Regions from separate parts of the Mus musculus genome. Here region 1 is linked to region 2. Evidence: chromatin loops called from intact Hi-C (ENCODE). Cell type or tissue: left cerebral cortex. All regions are shown on one strand. Links, peaks and the distances in the headings refer to the core of each region. The heading gives the core; the rest is flanking DNA. Region 1 holds the start of Sdf2l1 (stromal cell-derived factor 2-like 1). Region 2 holds the start of Rimbp3 (RIMS binding protein 3).

Evidence for each region. A loop is a pair of places that touch in the nucleus more often than their neighbours do. Peaks named below come from ENCODE experiments on the same cell type or tissue, not always from the same donor. Only the 100,000 strongest peaks of a DNase experiment are listed, where the experiment ranks them.
Region 1: a loop joins it to region 2, with 2.0 times the contacts of the local background. A loop is called at or near these places in 21 of 42 quality-filtered maps.

Annotation. Positions count from the first base shown.
Region 1 is chr16:17,123,461-17,139,680 of GRCm38, reverse strand. Sdf2l1 (stromal cell-derived factor 2-like 1) reads left to right here and starts at 7,298. Exons shown (of 3, transcript NM_022324.3): 1 at 7,298-7,557; 2 at 7,888-8,084; 3 at 8,893-9,543. The coding sequence starts at 7,371. The coding sequence ends at 9,174. It overlaps 2610318N02Rik (RIKEN cDNA 2610318N02 gene), which reads left to right and starts at 14,479. Exons shown (of 7, transcript NM_001358255.1): 1 at 14,479-14,691. Ccdc116 (coiled-coil domain containing 116) reads left to right here. Exons shown (of 5, transcript NM_001373948.1): 5 at 1-617. The coding sequence ends at 448. It overlaps Mir130b (microRNA 130b), which reads left to right and starts at 15,539; the gene lies at 15,539-15,620. It also overlaps Mir301b and the pseudogene Gm6440. In left cerebral cortex, for the core only: CTCF peaks have their summits at 7,310 and 7,543 (motif pointing right); DNase peaks (open chromatin) are centred at 7,235 and 7,992; H3K4me3 peaks cover 1,749 bases; H3K27ac peaks cover 508 bases.
Region 2 is chr16:17,202,567-17,218,786 of GRCm38, reverse strand. It overlaps Rimbp3 (RIMS binding protein 3), which reads right to left and starts at 10,652. Exons shown (of 1, transcript NM_001033338.3): 1 at 4,805-10,652. The coding sequence starts at 10,073. The coding sequence ends at 5,253. Gm22129 (a small nuclear RNA gene) reads left to right here and starts at 12,889; the gene lies at 12,889-12,995. In left cerebral cortex, for the core only: CTCF peaks have their summits at 8,597 (motif pointing left) and 9,502; DNase peaks (open chromatin) are centred at 8,586, 9,581 and 9,776; H3K4me3 peaks cover 2,160 bases; H3K27ac peaks cover 741 bases.

The sequences.
Region 1 (16,220 bases), core at 3,331-11,330, 77 kb after region 2:
TAGCACAGAACCCTCCTCCATGCAACCGGAGCTTACTGGTGACACAGACCAGGACCAGTCTCCAGAGTCCTACCTCTCCCTCCACCCTGAGTTGCCAATCCACCAGCTGCTCAACTCTCAGGATCCTGGAACAGGCCAGGAACAGACACCTAACATGAACCTGTCAGAGGCCAAGCACTCTATAATCTCCAATGCTAGTATCGGCTCTAGATCTTCCAAGACCAAGAAAGTGGAAAACACTGAAGAGGGTGAGAACGGTGAGGAGGAGGAAGAAGAGGAGGAGGAAGAAGAGGAGGAAGAGGAGGAGGAAGAGGAGGACAGAGGAAGTAAGGAGGATGACACCAAAGATTTTTTTGAGGGTGAGCACACACCTCCTAGCCCGCCTTTGCATGAGTTGGAGAACTTTATGAATACAACCACTGTAATGAGCCCAAATAACTCCCCATGAGGCCTCTGTGAGCCACAAAGAGTACTCCTGTCCTATCCTAATAGCTGGCCACTCAGCCAGCCCTGTTCTGAGTGAAGGTCAGGATGACTGGGTGCTCAGGAGGAGCTCTGCTAGTATTATCAAGGGAGCCAAAGAGCCAAATGGAAATAAATACATGTTGGTGGACACAGCTGTCTGGTGCTGGTGTGTTATCTTCTTCCCTTGCACCTGGATGCCTGCCCCTAAATAGCATCTTCAAGGTGAGCCAGCCCTGATGGTACATGAACTTTTCTTTAGGATATAAGATATATAATGATGATATACAGAAGTAATGATTTTAACATGGTCCAACTTGGTGAATTAATGATTTTATGGTTTACAGGAGAATGGATGAATGATTACTACAGAAGTGTGAGTGACCCCCCCAACACCTCCATCACCAAAGTCTCACCCCAACATGGCTAATTCTCCATAGCTGTATAGATAGACCCCAACCCAGACTTGAATTCTCTTCCACCCTGTATAGACTCTAGTACAGTGATTCTCAGCCTTCCTGATGCTGATATCCCTTAATACAGTTTCTCATGTGGTGACCCCAACCATGAAATTATTTTCCTTGTTACTCCATAACTGTAATTTTGCTGTTATGAATCATAATGTAAATATCTGATATTCAGATGGTCTTAGGTGACCCCTATGAAGGGTTATTTGACCACAAAGGGACGCAGCCCACAGATTGAGAACCACTTCTCAAGGTGGAAGCTACAGGAAGCAAGATGTAAACTGAGAACTGTCAGACCTGGCAGATCCAGCAACTGGAAGATTTCCAACATAGGATAGTTGATGAGTTTAGGACGATAGATCCCACACTCAGCAGTTGTGTCATTTGTTGATTCTAAACTAAGATTGTTTGGTGTTTTCCATTTGTGGCGACTCAGGTGATGGGATGGGAACAAACCGAGACCGCCAGCGCCAGGGCTTCCCCTTCTCTGACCTTGTCTGGGGCATTCACCACCACCCCCACGTCCTCTATGTGCATAATGTCCTGTAGCCTTAGTTAGATTACAGGATCTATTTCCTTTCTCCCGGTTAGTTCAAGATCATCTGAGATTGCTGAAATGTTTCCCCATGCTAATGATTTCAGGACCCTAAGTCCTCAGCCAATGACCTTTGCCCATCCTGGATGTTTCTACCCTCAGTTCCCCCAAAATTATATAAACCTGGAGTCACCTCAAGTAATGTTGATTTGCGTCCCTGTAGCCAGTCCCTGTGTGTCTTCACCAACATACTCACAAGGTCTTCAGAACCTGTCTTCAGAACCCCGTGTCTGTCTCTGATCCCTTTGCTCTCTTGGCCTATGATCCCTGAGGAGTGGGGGTGGGGTTGTCACATTTGCAACCTGAGACTGCTTATCTATGGAGACCTCCTACCCAGACTGGCCAATCTTTGCATCTTTTGAACATAAGTATGTTAAGGTTCCCAGTTGTGCCAGGTAGAGAACCGCACTTTATCCCAGCTTCATTTTTTTTTCCAGCAAAATTTGACAAGTCGATTTATTCAGTTGTCTTAGTCATCTGCAATGGTGACTTCAACCTCAACTCCCGGCTCAATACAGATGGAAGTAATCTTTTTAACAATCTCAGAAGGGCTATGTAAATCAATGAGTCACTTGTGGATCCTCATCTGGAAACGATCCCAGGTCTTGGAACCTTCACCGCACGGTGTTTTTCTGGTAGTGATTCTCAAAGTCTTGGTAGGCATGCTCACCGGTCCTTTCACTTTCAGATTCTTTTCCTTGGCGCCTCTGATCAAGTCCACACAAACCTCCTCTAGCGACTTCACATTGCGGCTAGTGAGCATGATTCGAATTCGGTGTATCGCCACTTCGGGCTCCACGGGCGTCTTTCCGGTATCTTTAAATGCCATGGCTGAGGCGCGGCTTCCTGACCGACTTGTTCCTCAGCAGAAACCCATTTTCTTGTTTTTGTTTTTGTTTTTTTGTTGTTTGTTTTTCGAGACAGGGTTTCTCTGTATAGCCCTGGCTGTCCTGGAACTCACTTTGTAGACCAGGCTGGCCTCGAACTCAGAAATCTGCCTGCCTTGAGTGCTGGGATCAAAGGCGTGCGCCACCACGCCCGGCCCAGCTTCATTTTTATATGTGTCTATATGTCTATCCTTAATTCTCTTGCTTCCCCTAGTCAGGGTTTTGGGACTCAAGCCTTTCAGGTAGTGGCAATGTCTGCTTTGGGTGTATTAGTCAGTGTTCTCTAGAGTAATGGAACTTATAAAATGAATCTCTCTTTCCATATATATATATGCACACACACACACACACACACACACACACACATATATATATATATATATATATATATATATATATACACATATACACACACACATATAGGTACATATATGTGTATATATACATATGTACACATATATAAAACACACACACACACACATATAAAAGAATGGTTAACAGCCTGCAATTCAGTTAATCTAACAATCACTGACTGCAGCCTGGTCTACAGAGTGAGTTCCAGGACGGCCAGGGCTACACAGAGAGACCTGTCTTGAAAACCCAAAAATAAATAAATAAATATAATAATAATAATAATAATAATAATAATAATAATAATAATAATAAGTAAATTTAAAAAAATCACTGACTATGAATGGAAAGTCCAAGAATTCAGTAGTTGCTCAGTCCACAAGGCTGAATGTCTCAGCTGAACTTCAGTATACACTGGAACCCTGAAGAAGTAGGCTCTAATGCTAGTGCAGGAATGGTCTTGCTAGAAAGGAGAGAGCAAGCAGGCAAAGAGCAAAAGCTTCCCTCTACCATGTCCTTTTGTATTGATTTCCAGCAGAAGATCTGGCTCAGATTAGATCTAGATTAGAGATGTGTCTTCCTACCTCAAAGATCCAGATTAGAAGTGGATCTCTCCACTTTAGTTTAAGCAAAACTCCCTTATAGGTGTGCTCTCTATTTTGGGGTATTAGTTAATTTCAGACGTAGTCAAGTTGACAACTAAGAATTGCCATCACCGAAAGTCTTCCTCAAAGGGTCTGAGGTTCCCTCCACGAAGCTAAGGGATAATGGAACGACACAACTGTAGAGCTCACTCTGGCTACACCCACACTCTTAGATCCAAGAAAAGCTTGACTATCTGTCATTCTGAAGGACTAAGGTCTTAAGGTAGGTAGATCAGGGATCTATTTGTAGTAGAAGCCATATCCTCTACATGGCCATACCAATCCCATAGTTGCTATGTCCCACTGGCCTGATCCCATTTCAAGGAAGGACTGTAGTTAGGACAAACCAAGGGATTCTGGCTATTTTCACTGATTACTGAAAATATATGTAGACTGTAGAGACTGGCCTTTGACCTCTCTTCCAGAGACAAGAAAATCTTGTGAGAAGAAAAATGCTAAGAGGGTACCCTTGATTTTCAAAGACAATGGCTGCTAATTAGCACCACTGACAGTTCCCATTGCCAAGTCCAAAAAGAGCTTAGCTCTATCACAGCTTCAGAGATCTTCCTATCTGGGAGATTGGGAGAAGCCCCCATTGGAAATCACTAACATCTTATCCTAGAAATGTGCATCTTTAGCCCATGGCCCAGTGATCTCTTGGCAGACCATTGAGCCCTGTTTTTAGCTGTTCATGTCTGAAGCTGCAACATTCTAAATGAGCATTCTTCTTACAATGTCTGTCCTGCATGTAGCCTTCCTAGATTCAGTCATCTAGCCTGAAGCTTACCCCCCCCACCCCACCCCAGCACTGCTCCAGGTAGACTACCAAATCCGCTCACAGTCAGTTCTGCTCTCACATCCTCAGGGCTGGCTTATCCACACCCTCACGTCCAGATCCAGCTCCACTGTGATGTCCAGTGGCTCACTCTCTCAAGTGCTGCAGTCTGAGAGGCATTGGGTCACCTCTCCCACTCTCACACCCTTGGGGCTGGGTCAGCCATGCCTCCTTGCCTCCCTACTGTGCTGCCCAGGCCAGGTGCAGGCCCCACTGTCCCCAGTACTGCAGCCCGTGAGGGACAAGGACAGCTCTCCTGTTTCACAACACAAGGCAGCAACAGAATGATAACAAGGAGGAAGCCCGGTGAGGATCCAATATTGATGATGTCACAGAAGCCGGAGATCTCCAACCAGACCAATGACTCATTGCAATGAACATTTGCAAGTGAAGATGTGTGGACAGAGGGGTATGCTATGGGACAGACTGTGACATACTACAGCTTCCATGATGAGATGTTTTCTATGTTGTGTGTGTGTGGTTTTTATTTTGCGGTATTTTATTAAAGTTTGGATATGAGGGGACAGGGAGATGAGCAGGACTGGGGTACATGATGTGAAACTCACAAAGAAGCAATAAAAAGTGTAATTTTAATTTTCTCTCTATCTTTTTTTTTTTTCAAGACAGGGTTTCTCTGTATAGCTCTGGCTGTCCTGGAACTTACTTTGTAGACCAGGCTGGCCTCGAATTCAGAAATCTGCCAGCCTCTGCCTCCCGAGTGCTGGGCACCACGCCCAGCTCTATTTTTTCTCTTTACTTTTATTGATGTTTCTTAAATGCTTTAAAGTCCTGTCTAGCCTACCACCCACCAGAACTGGAAAAGAAAGGATATAGGGAAAGTGAACCTGTTTAGAAATTGTTCTTTGGAGCAAATCTCATGTGTGTTGCCAAGAAATCAGCAGTTTAGTTCACAGGTCAATAGTGGAAGCTGGATCCAATCACAAATGGCTACAAATATACCAGCACTCCAGTTCGGTAGTGTGCAGTGACACAACCTAGCAGGGACAGCAAGACCTCAGCCCAATTCAAATGAATCAGCAGAAGGGACCAGGACCAATAGGAGTGCCAGGAAAAACTCTTGGCTGTGCTTCTTTCAGGGAGGGAAGATCAGCTAAGAGGCAAGACCAACAAGCATTTAGCTACCTACGTTAGCAAGCCAAGTCTATCACTGTCCATCGAGTCCTTTTTATTCTCTCTGTAAACATTATGTGTCCTCCATGGGTCTTGCCTCAGCACATGAGTCTGTCTTAGCAAAACTCCATGTGAGTCTGTCTCAGCTGACATCACTCTGTCAATTGGCAGAGTCTGTAGAAGTGGCAAGAAGCGAGACATACCACCACCAGAAGTTTTTTGGTGCACTTTTCTCTATGGAGTCCTGACAAATGGAGCTCAACTACGAAATGTAAGATGGACCAATATATGTGTGTCATTAGCAGAGAATCCATTATCATATGTCCTTTCATGTGTTTGTTTAAGCAAAACATCCTTTTATCTGAATGTTCCTTCATGAGTCTGTCTTAGCTTTTCATCTATGTCCACTTCAGCAAAACGTTCCTTCACATGTTTGCTCCAACAAAACATCAACCCAATGCAACTGACACATAGAGTCCTTAAGTCTCCACTTCAAGGGCTGGAGAGATGGCTCACTGGTTAAGAGCACTGTCTTCCAGAGTTCCTGAGTTCAGTTCCCAGCAACTACATGGTGGCTCACAACCATCTGTAATGGGATCCAATGCCCTCTTCTAGTGTGTCTGAAGACAGCTACAACTCATATACATAAAAAAAAAAAAACTGTTTTAAAAAGTTTCTGTGAGAGAGAGAGAGAGAGAGAGAGAGAGAGACGGAAACAAATATAAAATGTCATGAGGTGAGGCCCCATAAAAGTTAAAAGAATTTTTGGTTCCCCCATTTTGGCTCTGGAGTGTAAGCAGAGATATTTTGTGTGAGGCTGTGGTCCTTTGTGAAAGGCAGTTCTGGCTGAGCCTTTTGTAAATTATTCTTGTTAGACATTCATGCACGAGATCCCCTCCTTCTCAGCCTCATATTCATGTGTGTGTTAGGGTTAAAGGCCTGACAAATGACTCTATTTTGATTCTAACTATTCTGACACAGCTTACTTAGAAACATGTTGTCTGCCTGTCATCCTCTCTAGGCGGATGACCTCAGACTTATTCTTGAACTTCCTGCCTCCACTACTTGAGGGTTGATTTGCTAAGGATCAAATCCAGGGTTTTGCGCTTGCTGGACTCACTCAACTGAGCTACATCTGCAGACGGAAACATAAACTTTAATGCAAACATAAACTTTACTGCGTATCTAGCTAGTGCCCTAAGTACATGCTTCATCAGCTTCTTAGTAATGTAGCCTGGAGGGGCAGTTCCTTTGTGAATACTCAACAGATGGATGGATGGATAGAGTGAATGTGTGTACGTGAGCGCGCGCGCCAGCACTGTGTGAGTGTGTGTGTGTGTGTGTGTGTGAGAGAGAGAGAGAGAGAGGGCTCACAGCTTTGTCATCCAGCAACCTTAGGATTCTGCCACCAAATGACTCAAGTAGCTGCATGACTAAGAGAATTAAAAAACCATGGGGTCCAGAAACTGATGTGATTCAGTTTGATTAACTCCTGGGGCCAGGAGATTTCAATAACTTTGTTATCTGCCCACTTTGAGACCACAAAATCTCGTAATTAACATAAGAACCTGTAGCTTTATCCCGGGGTCTGAGTGGAGGGACACGAGACTAAAGTTTAGGGGGTCCAGGGTCAAAGGGGTTCCTATACCTACTACACCCGAGGATCTCTAACCGGGAGCCAAGTGACTAGAAGCAACCAACCCGGGTGTGCGGCTTTCCGTGGCCTCTCCGGGGACGCTCGCCGCAGCCACTGCTTTATTGGCGGGTCCTCGGAAGCGTGGACCAGTTAAAATCCTCCTGGTGTCTCCAACCCCTTTCCAGCTACCTCCTTGGAAGCTGGGGGTGGGGCCGCTGCACACGGTCCAATAGCAGTGCAGGAGGAACGCGCGCGCGCAGACGATTGGCTGCCGTGGGAGGGCGCTGTCAGAGCTGGATTGGCCGCTGTTGAGGACGGAAGCGCAGAGGTCTAGAGCAGCTGGAACCTGGCCGGCTGGCGGGATGTGGGGCGCGAGCCGGGGCAGGGTAGCGGGGCCAACGCTGCTGGGGCTGCTGCTGGCGCTCTCAGTGCGGAGTGGGGGCGCGTCCAAGGCCAGCGCCGGGCTAGTGACCTGCGGGTCAGTGCTGAAGCTGCTCAACACCCACCACAAAGTGCGGCTGCACTCACACGACATCAAATACGGATCTGGTGCGCAGGGGTGGTGACTGGGACCGCCAGGGGGCGGAGGGCTTAGAGACTAGGTGGTCCTAGCGGGGTCTGTGGGTTGTCAGGGAGCTGGGTGGTTGCGAGTCTAGACTCGCTTGTGGGTCGTGACTGACAAGCCTGAGGGATCGAGGATGCGCGGGAAGGGGGAGGGCGATGTCCACCGGTACTTAGGGTCTGGCCTGGGCTGGGGTGAGCTCTTTGGATCCTAGAGTGGTAGGGGCTGTGAGGGAAACTTTTTAGTGTTCAAGACGAGGGTCCGGAGGTCTGTGATTAACAAGAATCCACGGGGTGGGGTGGGCTGTTACTCTTCAGGCAGCGGCCAACAGTCGGTAACCGGCGTGGAGGAGTCCGACGATGCCAATAGTTACTGGCGGATTCGCGGCGGCTCCGAGGGTGGGTGCCCGCGCGGACTCCCAGTGCGCTGTGGGCAAGCAGTGCGGCTCACGCACGTGCTCACCGGCAAGAACCTGCACACGCACCACTTCCCGTCGCCGCTATCCAACAACCAGGCAAGCCCCGTTCCGAAACCCACAGAGGCTGCGTGGGGCAGGGACCCAAAGACAGAGGGAGGGATGTAGGGGAGGGGCCCAAGAGGGGACTCAGTGTCAGCTACTGTGAATTGGGAGTTTCTATTCAGAAGTTTATGGAGCTCCTGCTCTGGGTCCTGTCCCCAGTAACTTTCTCCACCGAGTTAGAAGTGAGAGATTAGTTCGTATTTGGACACAGAGGTGGACCCACAGCGCAGATAATAGGAAACTGCAGGAAGGAGAAACTCAGGGCTGGGTCTTAAAGAGAAGTGGGAGCTTCTTCCTACTCCTTCCCCTCTGCGAAAGAGTTCCTACTAAAGTACAGTGTTCATTGCAGCTGGTCTGGGAGGGACGCAGGGAGAATCTGACAGTGCTTTGGAGAGTTTCAGGGGGAAAATGTTGGAGGGGAATTTGGGGGTAAGGCCAGTTGGCACTACACAGTCTGATACAAGAGGCTCTATGCACCTGAAGAATGGGGTGAGAGTCTATTTTGAGACCAGATTTCTCTATGTAGCCCTGGCTGTCCTAGAACACACTATGTAGACCAGGCTGGCCTTAAACCCCCCAGAGATCTGCCTGCCTATACCTTCTGAGTGCTACGCTTAAAGGCGTGTGCCGCTGAGCCTAGCTAGGGCAGGACTCTTGGCTTCCATTTTCATAGCTGTGAATGCTGAAGGTCAGGAAAAGGAGCAGAGGCCCCAGGATACTAGGTGCAAATATGACGGCCAGACATGCAGCTCAGGGGAGCTTGTGCCCTCTGTGTGACTGTTCCTATACCTTATACTCTCAGGAGGTGAGTGCTTTTGGGGAAGACGGTGAGGGTGATGACCTGGACCTGTGGACAGTCCGATGTTCTGGGCAACACTGGGAGCGAGAGGCCAGTGTCCGCTTCCAGCACGTGGGCACCTCTGTGTTCCTGTCGGTCACTGGTGAACAGTATGGTAACCCCATCCGTGGGCAGCATGAGGTTCATGGCATGCCTAGTGCCAATGCTCACAACACGTGGAAGGCAATGGAAGGAATCTTCATCAAGCCTGGAGCAGATCTCTCCACGGGTCACGATGAACTCTGAGAACCAGATGAGTGATGGGAGGGTGGCTGAGTGGCAATCTCGGGGTCACTCTTGTGTAAGACTTTGTTTGTAGGGGCCCTCAAGTGCCTTTATGATTAAAGAATGTTGGTCTGGGATTATTTTTGCTGTAACCCTGGGGAAGATCTGAAGGTGCCAGCCATATCTGTCCAAGTTACCATCTCACCTGTCTCAAGCACCTGCTGAAATTTTTTTTTTTTTTTTTTTTTGAGACTGTCTCACTATGTATCCTTGGCAGGCCTGGAACTCACAGAGAGATCCACCTGCCTCTGTCTCCTGAGTGCTGGTATTAAAGGTGTACACCACCACAACTGGCCCCAACCTGTTCAATAAACTCATTTTTATTACTAAGTGTGAGTGCATGAGATGTGTTTGTTGCCACCTGTACCTCAGAGCAGCTCTCTCTAGTCGCTTCTCATCTTCCACCTTTATGTTGGTTCCAGAGATCACTCTCAGTTTGCCAGCTTCACACAGTACACATAGCCATCTCACTGTCCCAAACCTTTTCTGGATGCCTGTCTGTGCAGTTTAACTCTGCAGTCTACCATACAGTGTCGTCAGAGCCGCCGACCTCATTTCCCAGGACTTGACCTTAGGCAATTTCTCTATTGAAGGGCCTTGGCCGTAGGCAGGGCCCCTGCCAACTGGGATGGGCTCAAACTCTCCAGTCCTCTCATCTCTTACTCTCAGGAACCCATTCTTCTGGTGGTTGCAGCAGTTTTGAAACTTATCTTTGACTAAAGGTCTGTTGAGGATTCTGCCTATCTATTGGGAATTAACACCTCAGGCTCCCAGACTTTTGATGGCAATGGCACACTCCCCCTTACTCTGACCTGCCCATGGTGCAGGCCCCCACTAGGACATCCAAGGCCCTAAAGAAAGAAGAGAACTAGGGAAGATGACTTGCTAGTTGGGAGCACAGCCTGCACTTTCAGAGGACTAGTAACTATGTCATGTCAGGTGGTTCACAACTTGTAACTCCAGTTCTGGGAGGGATCTCTCAGACCTCTTATTCCTGCACACATGCGCACAAACCTACAGGGACACCTGTAATTTTTTTTTCCATTTTTTATTAGGTATTTAGCTCATTTACATTTCCAATGCTATACCAAAACTCCCCCATACCCACCCACCCCCACTCCCCTACCCACCCACTCCCCCTTTTTGGCCCTGGCATTCCCCTGTACTGGGCCATATAAAGTTTGTAAGTCCAATGGGCCTCTCTTTGTAGTGATGGCTGACTAGGCCATCTTTTGATACATATGCAGCTAGAGTCAAGAGCTCCGGGGTACTGCTTAGTTCATATTGTTGTTCCACCTATAGGGTTGCAGTTCCCTTTAGTTCCTTGGGTGCTTTCTCTAGTTCCTCCATTGGGGGCCGTGTGACCCATCCAATAGCTGACTGTGAGCATCCACTTCAGTGTTTGCTAGGCCCTGGCATAGTCTCACAAGAGACAGCTATATCTGGGTCCTTTCAGCAAAATCTTGCTAGTGTATGCAATGGTGTCAGCATTTGGAAGCTGATCATGGGATGGATCTCTGGATATGGCAATCACTAGATGGTCCATCCTTTCGTCACACTTCCAAATTTTGTCTCTGTAACTCCTTCCATGGGTGTTTTGTTTCCTATTCTAAGAAGGGGCAAAGTGTCCACACTTTAGTCTTCGTTCTCTTGAGTTTAATGTGTTTAGCAAATTGTATCTTATATCTTGGGTATCCTAAGTTTCTGGGCTAATATCCACTTATCAGTGAGTACATATTGTGAGAGTTCCTTTGTGATTGGGTTACCTCACTCAGGATGATGCCCTCCAGGTCCATCCATTTGCCTAGGAATTTCATAAATTCATTCTTTTTAATAGCTGAGTAGTATTCCATTGTGTAAATGTACCACATTTTCTGTATCCATTCCTCTGTTGAGGGGCATCTGGGTTCTTTCCAGCTTCTGGCTATTATAAATAAGGCTGCTATGAATATAGTGGAGCATGTGTCCTTCTTACCTGTTGGGACATCTTCTGGATATATACCCAGGAGAGGTATTGCTGGATCCTCCGGTAGTACTATGTCCAATTTTCTGAGGAACCGCCAGACTGATTTCCAGAGTGGTTGTAGAAGCTTGCAATCCCACCAACAATGGAGGAACATTCCTCTTTCTCCACATCCTCGCCAGCATCTGCTGTCACCTGAATTTTTCATCTTAGCCATTCTGACTGGTGTGAGGTGGAATCTCAGGGTTGTTTTGATTTGCATTTCCCTGATGATTAAGGATGTTGAACATTTTTTCAGACACCTGTAATTTTAAAAGAGAAGGGCCTGGCGTTGTGGCGCACGCCTTTAAGCCCAGCACTGGGGAGGCAGAGGCAGGTAGATTTCTGAGTTCGAGGCCAGCCTGGTCTACAAAGTGAGTTCCAGGACAGCCAGGGCTACACAGAGAAACCCTGTCTCGAAAAAACAAAACAAAACAACAACAACAACAACAACAACAAAAAGAGTGAGAAGGGACATCGCAAGGGAAGACAATTTCCCCACTCCAAACAAACAACAACAAAACCCATCCAATCTGGGTGGTTAAGGTTGTATAATTTAAAAGCAAGAGCTGGGGGACTAATTGAGTTGTGGAACAGTTGGTACTTGGTATGTTTTTTTTTTTTGTTGTTGTTGTTTTTTGTTTTTTCGAGACAGGGTTTCTCTGTGTAGCCCTGGCTGTCCTACTCACTTTGTAGACCAGGCTGGCCTCGAACTCAGAAATCTGCCTGCCTCTGCCTCCCAAGTGCTGGGCTTAAAGGCGTGTGCCACCATGCCCGGCTGGTACTTGGTATGTTTGAGGCTATAGGTAGAACATTTTCTAGCATGTACAAGGCATAGGGCCCATTTACAACACTAACATTAGATAAAATAATGCACATAAGAAAACACACACACACACACACACACACACACACACACACACTAGCAAAAGGTCCCTCACCAGCAAGCTGGCAGCTCACTAGTGGTGTGTGCATGGCCTCTAGAGGTGGGGGAAGGAATGACAGATTTCCTGGGCTTGACTGAGTAGGTCATAAGGACTTCAGGGGAACTAGTAGGATGATTTCCTGAGGGCCAGGAAAAATCCTAAGAGGCTGAGATGACAGTTGGCTGGGAGGGACTTGGGATAGTGTGGGAAGAACTGATAACATGGATTTGAGAAATCAGTTGACTTTACTAATGTGTGGATGAGAGAAAAGCTGTAGTCAATTTGAATCCTGAGGGGAGGGAGTTATGTCTTGGACCATTACTCCCCTGTCTGTAAGAGACTTGGTCTTTCCACTGACAAACTTTTATTTTGAGACAGGTTTTACCATGCGACCCTGGCTAATCTGAAACTCGCTATGTAGCCTGGTCTCCTTGAATTCATAGAGATCCACCTGCCTTTGTCTCCCAGGTACTAGGATTAAAGATGTGTACTAATGTGCCTTGATCTATTGCCAAACTTTTAAATGCCATTTTAAAGTGTGTGTGTGTGTGTGTGTGTGTGTGTGTGTGTGTGTGTGTGTGAATATGAACATGAGTTAGGTGTCCTCAGAGGTCAGAAGAGGGTGTTGGATTTCCTGGAGCTGGGACTGCAGGTGGCTGTAAGCCATCTAGTATGGCTGGGGAACTCATTTAAGTCCAATTTTAACAGTTCTGCAAGAGTAGTACTCGATTTTGACAGCCATGCCATCAATCTCTCCAGCCCCCAAACTCATGGAGCAGAAAAGTTGCTTCCATGCAGAATGCAAAACATTACAAATGAAAAGCACAGGAGCAGCAGCAAAACACTTTAATTTTACATTTGATTTTTATTTTTATGTGTATGGGTGTTTTGACTGCCCATATGTCTATGCATGCAATGGCTTTAGAGACCAGAAGACGATACTGGACTGGAGTTACAGATGCCTTTGAGACAACTTGTGGATCCTGGGCATGGAACCTGAGTCCTCTGGAAGAGCAGCCAACCCTCTTAACCACTGAGCCTTCTTTCTGGTGAGCCCCCTCTCTTTAAAGACAGTATTTCATGTAGTTCAGGCTGGTCTTGAACTTCTGGCTCTTTTCTCCACTTCCCAAATGTTGGAATTTCTGGATGTTTTATTTTGTATCTGTGTGGAGCGATGCAGTGTGGTGGCTGTATCCCCAGTACTGCAAAAACCTAGGAGGATTACCATAAGCACAAGGCTAGCCTGGTCTACTCTGTGAGTTCTCAACTAGCCAGCCGTGATATACGATGTCTCAAAAAACCAGCATTCTTTTTTTTCCCAAAGAAGACAAAACAATGTAGGGACTGAGATATTATGGGTCAGTGTTAATAGCATTGGTTGCTCTACCAGAGCATATGGGTTTCATTTCCAGCATGCATGTGTTTGCTTACAATCCTCTATAGTTTCAGTTGCAGAGGATAGAAAGCCTTTTGACCTCCCTGAACACTAGGCATGTACATGGTGGTACAGACAGGCAAACAAAGCACCCATACACAAAAAATTACATTTAAAATTAAGTGGACAAAATGAGTTCTTGAAGATCGAAAACCAGCTCTGTCTGCTTTAAAAATATTTTCTTTCAGCCTTTGAGCTGGGGGGTAAAGATTCCCTGTCTCATATGGATATAACTAGGGGTAAAGCTCAGACGCCAGCTGCAAAACTCTGTTTTTCCCTTCGCTGACAGAACTGAGTAGAACACCTCAGGTTCTGGGTGCTAGGTGCTGTGTATCTTTGGACATATTAGCTCAGAAAGGTCACTTAATGAACTCTTACCCATAAAGTGGTTCACATTCTCAATGACATCAATGACATCAGAGCATTTCTTCACTTACAAAAAGTGCCAGGGCCTCCTCAGCCCAGCCAGAGGTTTCCTGATGACGATGCTCTGAAGTTGGACAGAAAGAGGGAAGGCCACGGTTTTTAAGTAAATGTCCCATCCTGGAGGAGCAATGAACAAATTTCTCGCGAAATACGAAGCATCCCCTAGGGGTTCATTCAACCGCTGGCTTGGCCAAAGGACACTTTGCCGGGATCTCAGAGCCCTCGCTAATTTGGTGAGCTGTGTAGTAAGCATGGACGCGCCCTCATGAGTATCACTATAATAACTACAGAGAAATGAGCTGGGAAAAGGCGGACAGAGCTCCTTTTCAAGAGTTATGAATGAGGAGAAAGTGTTTGTAGAACTCATTGTTAAAACGGTGGAGCCAAAACTCGGGCGCCTGGCCAATCGGAGCCTGGAGGCTATTTTGAAATCTTTCCAGCAGCAGCCAATAGGTGCGCAGGAGGCAAAGCTTGGTGTAGGCGCAAGCCAATGAGGCTGGCGCTGTGCCTTGAGGCCCGGGGCTCGGCCCTCGGGACTGTCAGATGGTTAAAGATGGAGCCGAGGGAGAGAGGGCGCCACGAGGTGCTGAGGTGCGGGGTTGTCCAGATATGACGGGGCCGCCGCCTACCTGGATCTTCCACTAAGCTTCACCTTGTCCCCCTGGTGAGAACAAGAGGTGTCTGTCCACGTGAGTAACTGGTCTGGGATAGGGTGTGCGGTGAGGCCAGGGAAACTCCAGATGCCAGGAAGCCCTAGTTCTGCTCTTCTAGGCAGGAGAATCTGTTAGGATAGAGTGCAGAACTCATACTGGGGGAATGGACCAAGGACCGGATCTCGGACTCCAAGGGCCTCACGTGCAAGGAGTGAAGTATCCCTCTTATTCTAGTTCTGGTCTGAAACAGGGTACAAGTAGTCCCACTGTGCTCCCCTCTGCAACTGAGCGCAGGCCTCTCTCCTTTGTGTTTGAGCCCCCTCGGGTGCTCGCCCTTCAGCTCCCTCCTTGGAGTACCTCACCAGAATCAGAAGCCTGTTAGAGAAAGTTTGAGTTCCCTGAAGTTAATAAGTCCAGAGGACTGCATCCGGGCTGGAATCCCGTCTGTTCTCCGAGCTTGGATAGATGTCCCACCCACCCATGGTGGTTGAATTTCCAGCGCAGCCCTGCGTGCAGCGAGGGCGATGGATTTCCTGCTGGCTGCGGGTGCTCTGACTAGGTTGCACTACTGTGCTGTGAGAAGCAGTGCAATGGTATTGTCAAAGCATCTGGGACCAGCCTCGAAGACCACCTCACCTACTGTTCCTTCTTTCTTCCCTTTCCAGGCCTGGCCCCTCAGGCCTGCAGGCCGTACCCTCCCCCTGCTCATTTTACTCTCTTCTCCATGGAAACTTGAGATTGTAGCCAGGCCCGTGTCTCTGGGGTCAGAGGGCATCCTTTGCTCAGGCCGAGGCTCCGCCCAGGTGGGCATGCGTTCTAGGTCTAAGATCCCACTCCAGCCACCCCAACTCCCCATGCCCCGCCCCACCCCGTGAGACTGACAGGCTTGTTGGACACTCTTTCCCTGTTGCACTACTGTGGGCCTCTGGGAAGCAGTGCAATGATGAAAGGGCATCTGTCGGGCCAGCTAAGGAGCCTGAGGAACAAAAGGGTCAGTGCTTGGATCATAGTCTTAGATAGAGATAGCTATCTCTAGCTAAAAGGATAAGGTGGATGCTGAGAACCATATTCCAAGGCTGGAACCAGTACAAAGGGGAGACCCCAGATTTGGAAAGGCTCCAGTCTCAAGCTCTTAGCCCCCTCCCCCCAGGTTAAGATAGGGGAGTCTGCTGCAGGGGGCGCGGCGGTGAGTGAATGGTAGGTAGCTCATGCCTTAAATCTCAGCACTTGGAAGGCAAAGGCAGGTGGATCACCCAGATCTAGGGCATCCTGGTCTACATAGTGAGTTTTAGGACAGCCAGGGATACACAGAGAAACCGTGTTTTGAGAAAAACCAAATTAACTAATTAATTAATTAATCAATTAAAAAAGAAAGAAAGATTGGTGAGCCCATGTCTGGAGGCTGATGCAGGAAGATTGTCTCAGTTTTGAAGCTGTCTGAAGAATCAAAACAAAACTAGGAACTCCAGGACCTTGTGGAGAGAAACAGATGTTCACCTCTTTGTATGGAAAAGGTTTGTATACCTTGCTTAGCCTTGACTGCCTCGGGAAGAACTGGACTCAGC
Region 2 (16,220 bases), core at 5,257-13,256:
TGGGCCATCTCATTGGTCCTCTTAGAAGGCCATATTAGAGCAATAACTCAAGTTGAGAGTCAAATAAGAAACTCCTGGGGGTGGTGAGAAACTCAGCAGTCAAGAAAGAGGACATTTCTTTCAGAGGGCCTGAGTTTGATTCTTTGAAGCCTCCGGGAGCTCCAGCCTCTGGGGCTCTGATGTCTTTAGCATCTGTAGGGTCCTCCATTCACGCTCACATAGCCACACACATATATATGCCCAACTTCACTTAAAAAAATTCGCCAGGCATGGTGGTGCACACCTTTAATCCCAGCACTCAGGAGGCAGAGGCAGGAGGATTTCTGAGTTCGAGGTCATCCTGGTCTACAAAGTGAGTTCCAGGACAGCCAGGGCTATACAGAGAAACCCTGTCTTGAAAAAACAAAACAAAACAAAAAAACCAAAAACAAACAAAAAAAATCAAAATTCTATGTATGGGTGATTGTTCTTTTTTTTTTTCTGCATGTATGTATGCACCACATTTGTGCTTGGAAGGTCAGAAAAGGTTACTGGACCCTTGGAACTGGGGTTATAGATGGTGTTATGATCTCCCATGTGGGTGCTGGGAGTTGAACCCTGGTCTTCTGGAAGTGCAGCCAGTGCTATTAACTATCTCTGTAGCCTCCACAATTGATTTTTACTTATTGTATTTATTTAGTTATTTTTGTTTCTTGAGACAAGGTTTCTCTGTGCAGCCCTGGCAGCCCTGGGACTCATTCTGTAGACCAAACTGTCCTCAAACTGAGGATCCACCTGCCTCTGCCTCCTGTGTGTCGGGATCAACACTGATGATCTACTGAAGAGGGTGATCGTACCCTTTTATTTCTTCTGCCTTTACTTCCTGAATACTGGGGTTGCTTGGTTGGGCCCCAAATAATGTCTGCCTATCCCGGCATCCCACCTGTGTATTCATCAGCTTTCTCTGTCTTTCCATTGCCCTGTTTCTTTCAGTCTATTTTGTTTGTTTGTTTGTTTCAAGACAGGGTTTCTTTGTGTGTAGCCCTGGCTGTCCTGGAACTCAATCTGAAGACCAGGCTAGCCTCGAACTCAGAAATCCACCTGCCTCTGCCTCCCAAGTGCTGGGATTAAAGGCATGTGCCACCACTGCCCGGCTAGTCTATTTTTAAAAATTACTCACTACCATTTCCTATGAGTACTGGGATTTAAGATTTCTGGGTGTGAGAAGAGTCTAGCTTGGTATTTGGCTGGGCAGGCCCCACACTTGCTTCTAGTTCTTTTGTGAAAACGACTCCATGGGTTTGTGAGGCACATTCTAGGTTCCTCCAGTGGGGGAGGGGGTGCCTGCTCAGTAGGTGCTGCCAAACCTCATGACCTAAGTCACAAGTCAGGATTCTGGGGCCCACATGAAAGGATTGTCCGCTCCACAGATCGTTCTCTGACCTGTGAGTGCTTTTGTCCTTCCCCAGTAAACAAACGTTTTGGGGAGAGGGGACAAAGACGGCTGGGTTCCAGGCCTTTAGGGTTTAAAAAAAATGCTATTTTCTTGGCACGAGGTCTTACAAGGCAAACATGACCCCAAAAGATCTGCCCAGATGACATGTTGAGAAATAGGAAAAAAAATGGGGGGCCCAGGCCAGTTGGGGGTGAAAGCCGCAGGAGACTCGTGCCAGTGGGGGTGAGAGGGTGTGGCAAGACCTGAAAGCACCCTGAGGCAGTGTTTTAAAGGAAGTTGGAAAGAGTTGAGTGGGTGATGGGCTTTATAGTCTTGTAAATTTAATTGCACTTTATAAAATGAAAAATGGGAGTGGAAGTGGTGAGATTCTAGAGATCTGTAGAAAATGTTTAAAGGACTGGAGAGATAGCTCAGGGGTTAAGAGCACTAACTGCTCTTCCGAAGGTCCTGAGTTCAAATCCCAGCAACCATATGGTGGCTCACAACCATCTGTAATGCTATCTGATGCCCTCTTATGGAGTGTCTAAAGGCAACTACAGTGTACTTACATATAATAAATAAATAAGTCTTTAAAAAAAGTGTTTAAAAAGTGGGCAGTGGTGGTGCACGCCTTTAATCCCAGCATTTGGGAGGCAGAGGCAGGTAAATTTCTGAGTTGGAGGCCAGCCTGGTCTACCAAGTGAGTTCCAGGACAGCCAGGGCTACACAGAGAAACCCTGTCTCAAAAAACCAAACAACAACAACAAAAAAGATAAAAAGTGTTTAAAAATGGCTCCGTGGTGGTGGCGGTGGTGGTGGTGGTAGAGGGGCACCCCTTAAATCCCTCTGCACATGGGAGGCAGAGGCAGGCAGATCTCTGTGGGTTTGAGGTTAGCCTGGTATATAGAGTGAGGTCTTGGACAGCCAGGCTACACAGAGAATCCTTGTCTGGAAACAAACAAACAAACAGAGAAACAACAAAATTCAAGGTGGTTAATATGGTGGCTGTTAAAGGAAGTGGGCAGGGCAGAGAGCCTTCAGCTAGACAAGCGTATTGTGCACTTCTCTAACCCCAGGGCCGAGAACCAGAAGTTCAAGGCCAGCTTGTGCCTCACAGAGTTTGAGTTTAATCTGGTACACATTAATAAAAATTTTAAATTAGCCATAGAGGTGGTGGCACACACCTTCAATTCCAGTATTCAGGAGGCAAACATAGGTGGATCTCTGAGTTTGAGGACAGCCTGGTCTATAGAGACAGCTAAAGTTACACAGAAAAAAAACCCTGTCTTAAAAAACAAAAAAAAATAACAAAACAAAATTAGGGTACTTTTTTAACATGCTAGGAATCAAACACAGGCCTTGCACATTCTAGGCAAATGGTTCACTTCTAAGCTATATCCCTAATTCCTGAGATAGAGAATTTTATACTTTGGTTAGTTTCTACATCTTAATTTTATTTTTATAGGATTTATGAGTATTTGAGTGTTTTACTTACATGTATGTAGTAGCACTATGTGTGCCAGGTGCCACAGAGGGCAGAAGAAAGCATTCGATGCCCTGGATCTGGAGTTCTAGGCAGCTGTGAGCATCTATGTAGGATTGAAACCTGGGGTCTTCTGGAAGAGCAGTCAGTGCTTCCAGTCAATGGGTTGTCTCTCTAGCACCTTTGAATGGGGGCATGAGGGAGTGTGGCAGGGTCTCTCTCTGTGGCCCTGGCTATCCTTTAGTCTTTAGATGAGGGGTCCTCAAACTGAGATCCACCTGCCCCTTGCCTCCTGAGAAGTCAGATTAAAGGCATTTGCCACTATGCCCAGTGTTTTGTTTTGTTTTTCTTTTAACCCTTATTTTGTGTGTGTTTGTATATGGGCCTATGAGTTCCATGGTACCTGTGTGGAGGTCAAAGGACAACTTGAGTTGGTCCTCTCCATCAACAATGTGGGTTTTGGAGACTGAACTCAAATCTTCAGGGTTGTCTGCAAGCACCATTACATACTGAACTATCTTATCAGCCCCAGTTTATACAGTAAAACAAAACAAAACAAAACAAAAAAACCATTTGTAGGGCCTGTAAGATGGCTTAGCTGGTAAAAGGCACTTGCCAATAAGCCTGAAGTCCTGAGTTTGATCTTTGGGATCCACACAGTGGAAGGGGAGAACTGACTGCCACAAGTTGTCCTCTGACACCACACATACACAATGATATGTGTACAGGAACATATGTATAAATACAAATGCCCTATTAAGTAAAAACAATTGTGAAAGGTGTTGTTCTCAATTGCTATGGATTAAGAGAAAAGGTTCGCTGGGCATGGTGGCACACGCCTTTAATCCCAGCACTTGGGAGGCAGAGTCAGGCGGATTTCTGGGTTCAAGACCAGCCTGGTCTACAAAGTGAGTTCCAGGACAGTCAGGGCTATATAGAGAAACCCTGTCTCGAAAAAACAAAACAAAACAAAACAAACAAACAAACAAACAAAAAAAGAGAGAGAGAAAAGGTTCTACCTGCCCTCCGGAGTTGGACATGAAGTCCAGCAAGGTGAGCTGGTCTCTGTGCCCTCCTCTGATTAGCTGCAGAGCCAGTCTGAGCTTGTTCCTCAAGGGTCATAGAGACTGGTAGGAAAGGACAATGACCTCCAGTTTACCGGATGCTGGGTGGATTTCCTCTCCACTCTACAACCTCAGCTCTCCAGCATTGAATGAGTGGAGTTTCAGGTGACTCCACTCTGGCTTTCCATGTCATTTTTAAACCTTTTGAGGGGCTCCCAGCAGTTCCTTTCTCCTTCCCACTTTCAGATAGTAGCCTTCAAGTCCAAGTTAACCTCCTTGCTGGAACAGCTGGTGGACAGCTCAATATTTTGGCCCCAGGGGGCTTCCAGTTGTCTTTGGCTACACTCTAGAAGGCAGAGTTCTCTGTTGTATCTGAGGGGAGAAGCGGGAAGTCCCAACCTCCCTGTTCACTAGCCTGGAGAGCCCTGAAAGACCATGGGAGGTGGTGGCTCTTGGTTGTCACACAACCTTGGACATGACCAGTCTCCTTCAAATTGCCGTAGGCTCTTCTGTAAAGCATACAGGAAATACTTTCCCAAGGGGATCCCTTACAAAGCATCATGGGAACACCAGCAGTTCCTGGAGTAGGCCCCGTAGCCTAGAGGCACTGACTCTGCCTTACAGTACAGAGCTTCAGCTCTGCCTCTAAAGAGGCTAAAGCTCTCCTACCTCATTCACCTTAGCTGGAACAGCCTGCCCTGAGCAAGGCTCACCCTACAGTGACAATATACCTCCCGTCCTTTCAGGAAAATGCTCCTGCCACCATTCCACATCCACTGGACAGAGGGGAACAGAGAGGAGGTAGGCTCCTATTTCCCTTGGCCATGCTTTAACTCCCGAAATATTCTTTTTCTATGAACATTTTAATGAGGGTTGAACATAAAATAGAAAAATAGCATTTTCTGATTGCTTTTTCTTTTTAAATTTTCTTGAGACTTTCATACAGGCAATGGATGGATAATGTTAACCTGCTAACGAAAACATACTGACCACAGAAAAAGGCATCTCTAATACCCATCATGGTTATCCGTGTCTTTGAAATAGCCTATCAAACTCTCAGGGGTTGGCTGGTTTACTTTTCTTTGGGGAACAACTCAGATTTAAGTCCTGCTGCTGTTGGTTACTAGGACAACATCTGAGGACTGTTGTCAGTTTCAGGTGATGTTGCCTGGAGCCAGTGTTGCTTACGGTGGCTAGGGAGGAGGGATACTGTGTGAAAATTCATGTGCTTGCTTCTGTTTCCAAGGGGTGTTGGGCCACCGGATGCCACTACCCTCCAAGGGAGTCGTGCTTACTCTCCATGGACAGGCAAGTCATCCAGCAGGTGGGCTGGGACCAGGCCCCTGTGTCCACCATACTCACCATAGTAGAATCCCTTATCATCCACAGGCCCATAAACTGTGACTACATCTCCAGCTCTCAATACCAGCTTGCCCTTTGCCTGGACCCCTGCTCTACCATCCCTGGGATCGTAGTCCAGAGCTGCCACCATTGTCTTTGGGGTCCACAGTGTGGGTGTTCTGGAGTTCCCTTGAGGCATGTAAGATCCCTGGGAATTGGTTAGACCCTCCAAGTCTTCACGTTGAGTCTCAGAAAGCAGATGGCCTTGTGCTGGCAGATGCCACCTCCCATCAGTCTGTTGTGTGCCCACCTCTACCTCAACTACCAGGTGCCCGGGGATTTTGCCCAGGTGTCCATTGCACTCTCCGTGGTAGAAGCCATGGAGATCCAGTGAACCCCATACCCTCAGCAGCTGCCCTTTCTGGAAGGCCAGCTCTTCTTCTGCAGCTTCTGAGTTGACAGATATTACAAGGGGGCTATGGTCAAAGAGGGCCAGGAAGACCCTGACTGGATTGTTTGCGTCAGTCTCCAGCTGGTCTGGGCTACCACTTGTCATCTTAATGACTTTGTTGGTTGGTGCTGGGCATAGCACTGAGCACTCTCTCTTGCTTCCGGGAGTCCCTTGTCTCTGTCCATTTTGGGACTTGTTCTTTCTTTGCTCTGGCTTCTCTGTGCCCTGAGAATCCAAACACAGGGCCTCCTTCTCCTCAAAAACATGATGGAAGTCAGCTGGTTGGCACTGGCTGGAGCCTTGCTGGTGAGGTGGGACCATCGGGGCATATTGATTTTGAAGAAGGGCTTTCTCAAGGCCAGGCTTCTCCCAACAACGTATTTTTCCATGTCCAATTTCTGAGGAGAGATGGACAAATCCTGGAGCAGGACTCCCACTGATGCATATGTGTGGGGCATGTCCTTCCTCTACCCCAGACTGGCCAAAGAGAAGAGGTGGCTTGTGGTTCTGGGGACTCTTCTGAAAGGACAGGTCCTTCTCGTAGCCCTTCCAGGCTTCTGTGGGCCCCTGAGCTTGGCTATTTGTTCCATCTGAGCTCAGGCTGGACAGTGACAAATGCTTCCTTGGATGTTCTTCAGGGAATGCTTCTAGAAACTTCGCCTGGGGCTCCCCACAGTTTCCAGGGCCACGAGGACTGGACTTGGCACCCAGAGAAGCTTGTACCAGCTTCTGGTGACAGACAGGGAAAGGGTTACCATCTGTGTAGTTAAAGGGAGGAGCTCCTAGGAATGGGCAGCAGGAGAAGAAGTCCTCGGGGATTTGAGCCGGTACTGAATCCAGAGACTCGCCATACAGTGACATGGTTCTCACTGAAACCTTCTGGCAGGATAGGGGAACCTGAAGCTGAGAAAATTCCAACAGGGTGTTTCCAGCAGTGGCGTCGGCAACTTCGGTCACCTTGAAGCCATCTACATACACAGCATAGCCAGTGACCTGCACTCCATTGGAGGACCCAGCTGAGTCTATGGTCACAGGGAGCCAACTGACCACTAGGACACCCGGAGAGGCATGGTGTTCCACCAGCACATCCAGAGGGGGGTCAGGGGGACCTGCTAAAGGTGTATCAAAAGTTAGAGTGGAGGACGTTGTTTCCCAGAGCACCTGTAGTAGGTCCCTAGGTAGCTGTACCCCCACCCTCACCCGGTAACACGTGCCAGGATGTAGGCCTTGAAAGGTGTAGTGGTTCACACCTGAGGGAGTCAGGATATGCTCTTCATCATCTAGGTACACCACATGCGGATATCTATTGCTGCCAGAGGCCCAGGTAATGGTGGCGGAGGTAGCCGTGACATTCTGCAGCTGTAGTTCCATGGGGGCCAGACAGAATGCGCCTTTGGCCTCCAGGAGGGGTCTGGAGAAGCTCTGCTCCTCCAAGCTTGATTTCAAGCCCAGCCAACAGGCTTCTGTCTTGGTTTTCAAACTCTCTGCTGCCATATCTGTCTTAGAGTCTACCCTTCCTACCTGACACAGACCTCTCTCCTGTACTTCCCCAAGTAATAAGCTGCCTTTCTTCAAGACTTTGCTGTGCCCAGCTGGTAGTGCAGTGGGACCAATGTCAGGGGACTTGAGGAATAGGTGGTTCAGAATAGGGCTTCCTGAAATCGGTTCCACTAAGTTGGAGGGGACTAGCCCTCGCTGCCCATTCACAAGCTCCCCTTCATAGAAGCCATCCTCATCCATGTCCCCAAAAACATAGACATAGTCCCCAGCTGTGAGGGGCAGCTTGCCTTGACAATGCTCACTAGGCCCTTCAAATGGATTGTAGCTAGATCTAGCCAAGAAGAGCTTGAGCTTGGGAATGATGGGAGCCTCAAGGCTCCTCATTTCCAGGGGAGTGGACATACTGTCTGGTTCTAAATCATCCACTTCACTTGCTGTGTCCATGTCCAAAGAAAGGCAAGATGGCACTGTAGCCCACATGGACTCTACCTCTGAGGAGGAATTTGACTGTGAACTGGTTTTCTTGGCTTGCGGTTTGGAGTCCAGAGACTGACTAGTTGAATTTCTGTCTGACACTTGGGGGCCAGCAGCTGGTTCCTCAACGATAACTGGATTCTCCTGCTGGGAGAGACAAGCAGGAGGCTGTATGTCCCTGGTAGGCAAAGGTAATACACGTTCTTCAGATTTTGTTTTGAACGTGGGTCTCCCGCTATCCCTGGCTTGGGACTCTGAAGCTTGGGTGGTCTCTGATGTCTCTGAGGGGTGGCCAGGCTGAAATTGCAACCCCTGCATCTCTTTCCCGGAAGTCCTAAGGTCACTTAGGGCTTTATTCTTGTAGTGCTGCAGCTGCTGCCGCCTGTCTTGCGCATATCCCTCTTGTTGCAGCAGCTGCTCAGCCAGCAGGCTAGTGGCTTCGAGTTCCTGCCTCTGCCTCGTGTGACTTTGCTGCCGGGAAACATTGCTGTTCTCATCTGCCATCTTCTTCATCCAGTTGGCCAGGGCCTGCAGCCGTGCATTCTCCTCTGACAGCCTGGCGCCTTTGTGCAGCGCGGCCTGCAGTTGTGCCTCTGTCTCCTCGTAGCGCCGCTCAGCTGCGGCTGCCTGAACGCTCAGTTCCTCGCATTCCCGCCGCTGTAAACCCAACTCGCGTTCCAGCGCCTGCACCTGGTGCCGAGTTATCTCCGAGGGTGTGCTGGGTCTGCCCGCGTCTGCCCAGGCGCCTGCTTTACTCTGATGTAGAGTCAACTGTCTTTGCAGGCGCAGCACTTCCCGCTGAGACTCACGCTGCAGCCGGTCCAAGTCACTGATGTTGCACCATTGCGCGCACGTGGCGCCCTCTTCAGGATGCGAGGAGCTGCCAAGGTCCGCGGCGATGCGCGCCTGCAGCAGGTGGCACTCCCGCCTCAATGCTTCGATCTGTAGATCCTTGGCTTGCAGCGCGCCAGCCTGTTCTGACAGGTCCTGAGCACGCTGGCAGGTAAACACTTGGCTCAGGTCCAGACCTTCGAGGCTCTCACCTGGCACTGGAGCACTCATGGCCCTCAGATTGGTCTCCTGAAGCTTGCGGGCCCTGTCTTCAAGGCGCTGAGCGAGATCGGTCAGCTCTGCGTGCTTCACCTTGAGCCATTTCACTTTCTCTCCTGCCTCCTCGGAGAAGCCTTTACGCCGCAGATGCAAGTTTTCTTCGCGCAGGTCACAACAGCGGCGAACCAGCACCTGCAATGCCTCGGCCAGCTCCGAGTTCTGCCTCACCAGTTCCTGGTAGTCCAGACCCGGAGGCGAGGAGGTCGAGGCTTCGCAGGGCTTGTTCTCGGAGCTTTCTTTCTGCAGGTCATTAGGTTTCCTATGTATTGATGGTAGCTGAGGCGGCGGCTGGGGACTGGAGGTGTCTGGAATAGACGCGCTGGTCGCAGGGGCCCTTACCTCGGATTCAGAAGCCTGGGAGCAATTCAGTGTGTTGTCCAGTGAGCAGGAATGTGCTGTTGCCAAAGATTCGAGGGAGCCGGCGCGCGTGGGCAGCAGGTCGTTTGGAGAATGAACCCGGACGCCAGTGTTCAGGCTTTCGAGGGATCCGAGTCGACGAGCAGGCTTTGGGGTGCCACCAGTGTTACTCTGGGCTTCTAGGGGCGGCTCTTCCAAGGAATGCGTGGCTTGGGGGTCCGCGGGTCCCGGTAAAGCCGGCTGCCAGCGGAAGTGCTCTAGGATGTATTTAAGGAATAGCTGGCGCTCCACGTCTAGCGCCGCCTGCAGGTGGCGGATGCGCGCGGCTTGTTCGCCGTCGGTCTCCCAGCGCAGCAGCGCCAGCACTTCCTGCAGGCGACAGCGGCATTGTGCCGCGGAGGCTTCGGATGCCCCTGAGCGGCTGCAGTAACCACGGTTCACTAGCTCCTGGGCCAGCTGACGCTGAAGCTCCCTTGCCTGGCGCAATACAACATCGCGCTCCTGGTGTAGCAACTGCTGCAGCTGCCGCATCTCTGCCTCCTTCCAGCGCAGCAGCTGCCGGATCTCGGCCTCACGCTCGCGCTGCACCTCCTCCTGCAGCTGCCGCAGCTCCCGGAGGCGTCGTGCCTCCCACTTGGAGCGCAGATGGTCAGCCAGCTGCTGCCGCTCCTGCTCAGCCGACTCCCGCAGCTGGCGCGTCTGGGTAGCGAAACGCCTCCGTTCCGACCGGCCGCGCGCGCGCTCGCCCTCCAGCTCTGCCCGTAGTTTTTCTAGCTCTCGTCTCTGCTCCTCCAGCACTGCGGCCGCTGGGCCGGGGCTGCTTGGCTTCTTGGGCGACGCGCGGCCACCACCCAAGGGGGTGGGTGAGTCCTTTGTCATTGTGGCCGCAGCCCGGCAAGAAGCCAGAGAGATAGTTTGGTATTGGTAGGCCAGTTAGCCAACGGCCTCCGCCCCCGGCCGCTGCCAACCGCCCCACGCGCCCCTTCCGGCGCCCCTAGGTGCCCTCCGCGCGCCTCTTCCGCCTTGGGGGCGATCTCCCTTATAACCTGTCGCCTCCCCACAGATTGAGTGCCTTTCGCTTCTTCCTAAACTCCTGAGACCCCTTTCAAACTAGCCTCTGAACTTCCCCGGATACCCCGGGCATATTTCGGAGCCCACACATATCTGCTTTAGGGCTTTTGTGACCTGTTCCACTTTCGCCCTGGCAGTGTGCAATCCTTTCCAGAATTAGATCCCCAGTAGGGTTCCTAGATGATCGCTGATCCTGGGCCTGAGTAAAAATGGATTCTGGTCAGATCTCACCTGGCTCTACTAGGGTTTCTGGTCGAGTTTTGAAATTAGGTAAACTTCTTACAAGATCTGCTTAAATTTGTGGTTGAGCTCTGAGCCCTAAGTGGCTATAACTCCTCTGTTCCTACGCAGGACCCAACATGCTAAGCCTTTTCTTTGTTCTTTTTCTTTTCTTTTTTCTTTTTGGTTTTGTTTTTTTGTTTTTTGTTTTTTTGTGTTTTTTTTTTGTTTTTGTTTTTGTTTTTGTTTTTTTTGAGACAGCGTTCCTCTGTGTAGCCCTAGCTGTCCTGGAACTCACTCTGTAGACCAGGCTGGCCTCAAACTCAGATATCCGCCTGACTCTGCCTCCCAAATGCTGGGATTAAAGGCCATCACTGCCCGGTGCCTTTTCTTATATCAACTGAAACTTTGTGTTGTTTGTTTGTTTGTTTGTTTGAGACGTGTGTGTGTGTGTGTGTGTGTGTGTGTGTGTGTGTGTGTGTAGAGCTGGCTGTTCTGGAATTCACTCTATAGAGCAGGCTGTCTCTGCTTCCCCAGTGCTTGGATTGCAGGAGTTGACCAACATGTCTTGCATCTGAGCCTTTTTGAATCAGCAGGTGGCAGTGACTGAGGATTGATTGCACCCACCTCAAACATGCTGGGCAAATTTTATACCACTGAGATTCATATCCTGTCTCTGTTTCTGTCTGTCTCTGTCTCTCTCTCTGTGAAGTAGTAGTAGTACTAGTAGTAGTAGAGACTGAGCCCAAGGTCTCATTTAGTAAGTAATAGGCAAGCACTTTACTATTCATTATATCTTCAGTCTTCAGCCCCTTTAAAAATGTAAGATGTTGGGGCTGGAGAGATGGCTCAGTGGTTAAGAGTACCAAATGCTCTTCCGAAGGTCCTGAGTTCAAATCCCAGCAACCATATGGTGGCTTACAACCATCTGTAACAAGATCTGATGCCCTCTTCTGGAGTGTCTGAAGACAGCTACAGTGTACTTACATGTAATAAATAAATAAATCTTTAAAAAAAAAAGTAAGATGTTAAGATGAGCAGTGGTGGTATATCCTTTTAATCCCACCATTCAGGAGGAGGAACCAAAGCCATGTTTTCTGCAAGATCAGCAAGCACCCATAACCCTTGAGCCATCTTTCCAGCTCCCCAAAACATTAAAAAAAAAATATATATATATATATAGTCTCACTCTGTAGCTCTGGATGGCTTAGAACTGATGTCTACTGGGCTATCCTAGAAGTCACAGAGACCTTGCCTGGAATAAAGGTATGCAGCACCATGCATGAATGTCTGTTTGAAGTTTCTGGTGGTGGTGGTAGTAGTGGCGATGGTGGAATTTTTTGTTTTGTGTTTGTCTTTGTTTTGGAGACAGGGTCTGGTCTTTCTATGTCCTGGCTGACTTGGAAGTTGCTATGTAGACCAGGCTGGGCTCAAACTCACAAAGATCAACTTGCCTCTGCCTCCCAAGTGGGATTAGAGGTATGTGCATGGCACTATACCCATCTCCTTTTTAAATTCATATTTGAGTTAGGATGTTGCTAATTTGTCCAGGCTGACCTTGCACTAGTGGTCTTCCTGCATCAGGCTACCAGACAGCTGGGATCACAGGTGTGCACCCTACACCTGACTCAAACCTACTCTTGTCCTCTTACCTACTGCTCACTTTTTCCTGTCTTTTGGTATTGATTTGGTAGTTTTCTACTCCAAGGAGCCTTTCTGGACTCTCCAGGCTGGGCTTAGAGTTCCCAAGATGCTCTAGCCCACAGGGTTGCCTTGATGACTCTACATACAGCTGCTTTACCTTTGAGGAATGGGTATGACTAGTAAACCTTTGTGTCTCTGCCCAGAGCAAACTCAAAGCAGGTAAAAATGGAATGTCTTTCCCATGCAGGTTGGACCAGGCAGATAGAAAGAACATAGAGGGTACTGTACTTGGTCTCCAGGCCTACCCAGTTCCAACACTCAGCAAACACCTGTCAGCAAGCTTTAGGGTGTACACCGGGCATGGGGGTATTGGGAAGAGGCCTGAAGGTGGGCAAGGAATGAAGCTTCAGCCAGCTTGTTGGTAAGGTCCAGACCTCAAACGAGGGACAATAGACTCTCCTCTTTCCCTCAAGGAAAAACAAGACCAACAATGATAATAACACCTAATGCTGGGTGGTGGCCCATGCCTTTAATCCCAGCACTTGGGAGGCAGAGGCAGGTGGATTTCTGTGAGTTTGAGGCCAGCCTGGAGTTCCAGCACAGCTAGGGCTACACAGAGAAAATCTGTCTCAGAAAAAAAAAAATCACATATATAGCTATTGTCTGGCTACTTTAGTGTAGATCAGGAACTTTCCTCCTATCCGGTTCCTCCCTGTTCTTCCAGGCTCTGGCATTAACTGGCTTACAAAAAACCACAGTGGTGCTCGCTTCGGCAGCACATATACTAAAATTGGAAGGATACAGAGAAGATTAGCATGGCCCCTGCGCAAGGATGACACGCAAATTCGTGAAGCGTTCCATATTTTTTATGTGTAATACTCAAGTTCACAAGTTCACAGATCCATTGTGTGGTTTAACAGACTATTCTTGAGGAAAAAAAAAAAAAAAGACAGATCTTGGATAAAACCAGAAAAAAAAAAAAAAAAACAACCCACAGTGATAACTAACCTTCCATAGCCATACATTCTGTCAGAAAGATCCTTTGTGGTGCCTTCTGAGTACCCAGGGTGACTTACTTCCTCTTCTTCTTCCTCCTCCTCCTCCTCCTCCTCCTCCTCTTCCTCCTCCTTCTTCTTCAAGACAGGTTTTCTCTGTGTAACAACCCTGGCTGTTCTGGAACTGGATCTGTAGACCAGGCTGGCTTCAAACTCACAGAGATATGCCTGTCTTTGGCTCCTGAATGGTATAACTAAAGGTGTTCATCACCATGCCTGACAACACCTGGGCCTTCTAACCACTGTGTGCACTCAGCTCCTGGCAAATTACTGCTATAGTTATTTATCTAACAAGATTCCCCTAACCCTATAGAAAATACCTTTGGGGGCTGGAGAGATCACTCAGTGGTTAAGAGCACTGGCTGCTCTTCTAGAGGTCCTGATTTCAATTCCCAGCAACCACAAGGTGGCTCACAATCGTCTACAAGGGGATCTAATGCCCTCTTCTGGCCAGAGGATGTATATGCAGCAGAGCACTCATATAATTAAATATTTTTTTGGCGGGGGGGGGGGCGGGGGGGTTCGAGACAGGGGTTCATAAATTTTTTTTAAAAGAAAATACCACCCGGCAGTGGTGGTGCACGCCTTTAATCCCAGCACTTGGGAGGCAGAGGCAGGTGGATTTCTGAGTTTGAGGCCAGCCTGGTCTACAGAGTGAGTTCCAGGACAGAGAAACCCTGTCTCGAAAAATTAAAAAAAAAACAAAACAAAAAGGGGGGGTGGGTATGGGGGACTTTTGGGATAGCATTGAAAATGTAAACGAGGAAAATACCTAATAAAAAATAAATTAAAAACAAAACAACAACAACAAAAAAACAAACCTTTGGGAAACAAGAACATGAGAATTATGGTTCACAATTCATTTTCAGAACTGAAGCAGAGCCGGGCGTGGTGGCGCACGCCTTTAATCCCAGCTTGTCTACAAAGTGAGTTCCAGGACAGCCAGAGCTATACAGAGAAACCCTGTCTCGAAAAAACCAAAAACCAAAAACAAAACCAAAAACCAGAACTGAAGCAGATGAGGGTAGCAAGTGAGAAGCCAGTTATACTTAGCCTTTAGTTTATCCTGGGTTACAAGAAGCCTGTCTTCTTTTTTTTTTCTTTCTTTTTTTTTTTTTTGAGACAGGGTTTCTCTGTATAGCCCTGGCTGTCCTGGAACTCACTTTGTAGACCAGGCTGGCCTCGAACTCAGAAATCCGCCTGCCTCTGCCTCCCGAGTGCTGGGATTAAAGGTGTGCGCCACCACGCCCGGCAAGAAGCCTGTCTTTATGGAGCTCTTAGGAGGCGCTGCTTTGCAGAGACGATCCATGGGTGTCAGTGGCTTTCCAGGGCACCTGGCAACAGAGGCTGAGGATTTAGGTTGTTATTTTATGACGATATGGGTGGTTTCACAGCTCATGTGACTTACTTGACTGGGGTTCAAGCTATGAGGTCTGGAGATCAGCCTGTCACCAGAGAGAGGATTTGGTGTAGATCTCTAGAGTCACCTCACTCACCAGCTGGTATTGCTAGTCATGCCAGAGCCTCCTGTGGCATGTCAGATGGGTTTCAGAAAAGTGTCTTTCTTGGTTTCTACCCTGTTACTTCATGTGACCCAGGACACCACTGTGCTTGAGATATGTGAGAACGAGTTACAGACTTGGAGGCAGATTAAGCCATGTTACTGCTTTCTCTGAGTCTCCCCACTTACAAAATGAAAGAGAAAGATTACATGGGCTGTTTTCAAACTGGATTCTGTGGGGTTTCAGAGTTCCTTGGATAGCACAGGACTGCAAGGGTGAATCGAGGAAGCAAAGGGAAGAGAATTTCTACCTGCCCCAGTGTACAGATCTCATAAGTGTCATGTATATATTCTAAGAAAGACACTGGCTTAACAAAGAAGTAGTAGGCCTGAAGAGATTGCTCAGTGCTCTTCCAGTATGAAGGCTCACAACTGTCTGTCAGTATAGTTCCAGGGATCCAATGCCCTCTTCTGGCTTCAACAGGCACCAGACAAGTAGATTTCTGTGAGTTTGAGGGCAGTCTGGTACAAATAGTGAGTTCTAGGATAGCCAGGAATATATACAGAAATCCTACCTCAAAAACAAAACAGAATTGAAATTTTGATTATTCTTGCCTCTGCCCTCCCTTGTCTCCCTTTCACCACACCAACACTTCTTCCTCTCTTTACTTTTTTAAGTATATTTTTATGTGTATTGGTACTTTATATATATGCATGTATGTCTGAGCAGCTCCAGATGTATACAGTGCCCTCAGAGGTCAGAAGAGGGTGTCAGATCCTCTGAGACTGGAGCTATAAGTGCTGTGAGCCACCTTATGGATGCTATAAATCAAACTTGGTGCTGGGAAGTGGTGGTGCACACCTTTAATCCCAGCACTTGGGAGGCAGAGGCAGGCGGATTTCTGAGTTTGATGCCAGCCTGGTCTACAGAGTGAGTTACAGAACAGCCAGGGCTATACAGGGAGATCCTGTCTAGGAAAGCAAAACAAAAAAGAAATCAAACTCGGGTCTTCAGATGAGCATCTCTCTCTTTCTCTCTCTCTCTCTCTCTGTGTGTATGCTCATGGATATTATGGTGTACTTGTGGAAAATCAGAGGATATGGCTCTACCACCTCCAGGCTCAAATTATATGATCTTAAGATGGGTATTATAGATGGGTATTATAACCCTTAATCCTAGCAATTGGGAGGCAGAGATTGGTGGATTTCTTTGAGTTCAAGGCCAGCCAAGGTTACATAGCAAGCCCATGTCTCAAAACAAGAACAACAAAACAAACAAACAAACAAAAAAAGAGTTATATTGTTTGAACCAAATTTGAAAACCTCTGAATTAAGTGTCCTGAATATTCTGCTGAATGAAAGCAATGCATTCTCTTCACATTTCTGTCGGCCTCATGTTGCCAGCTCTGTACTGCTAGTTTCTCCTTAGAGCTTCAGCCCTTTTGAGACATGGAGTCTGGGGTCTTGGTGGCCTAGCCCACCATTCCCCCACTGGTGTCAAGTGATTTTCCCTTAGGGAGTCTATTAATTTTAGAT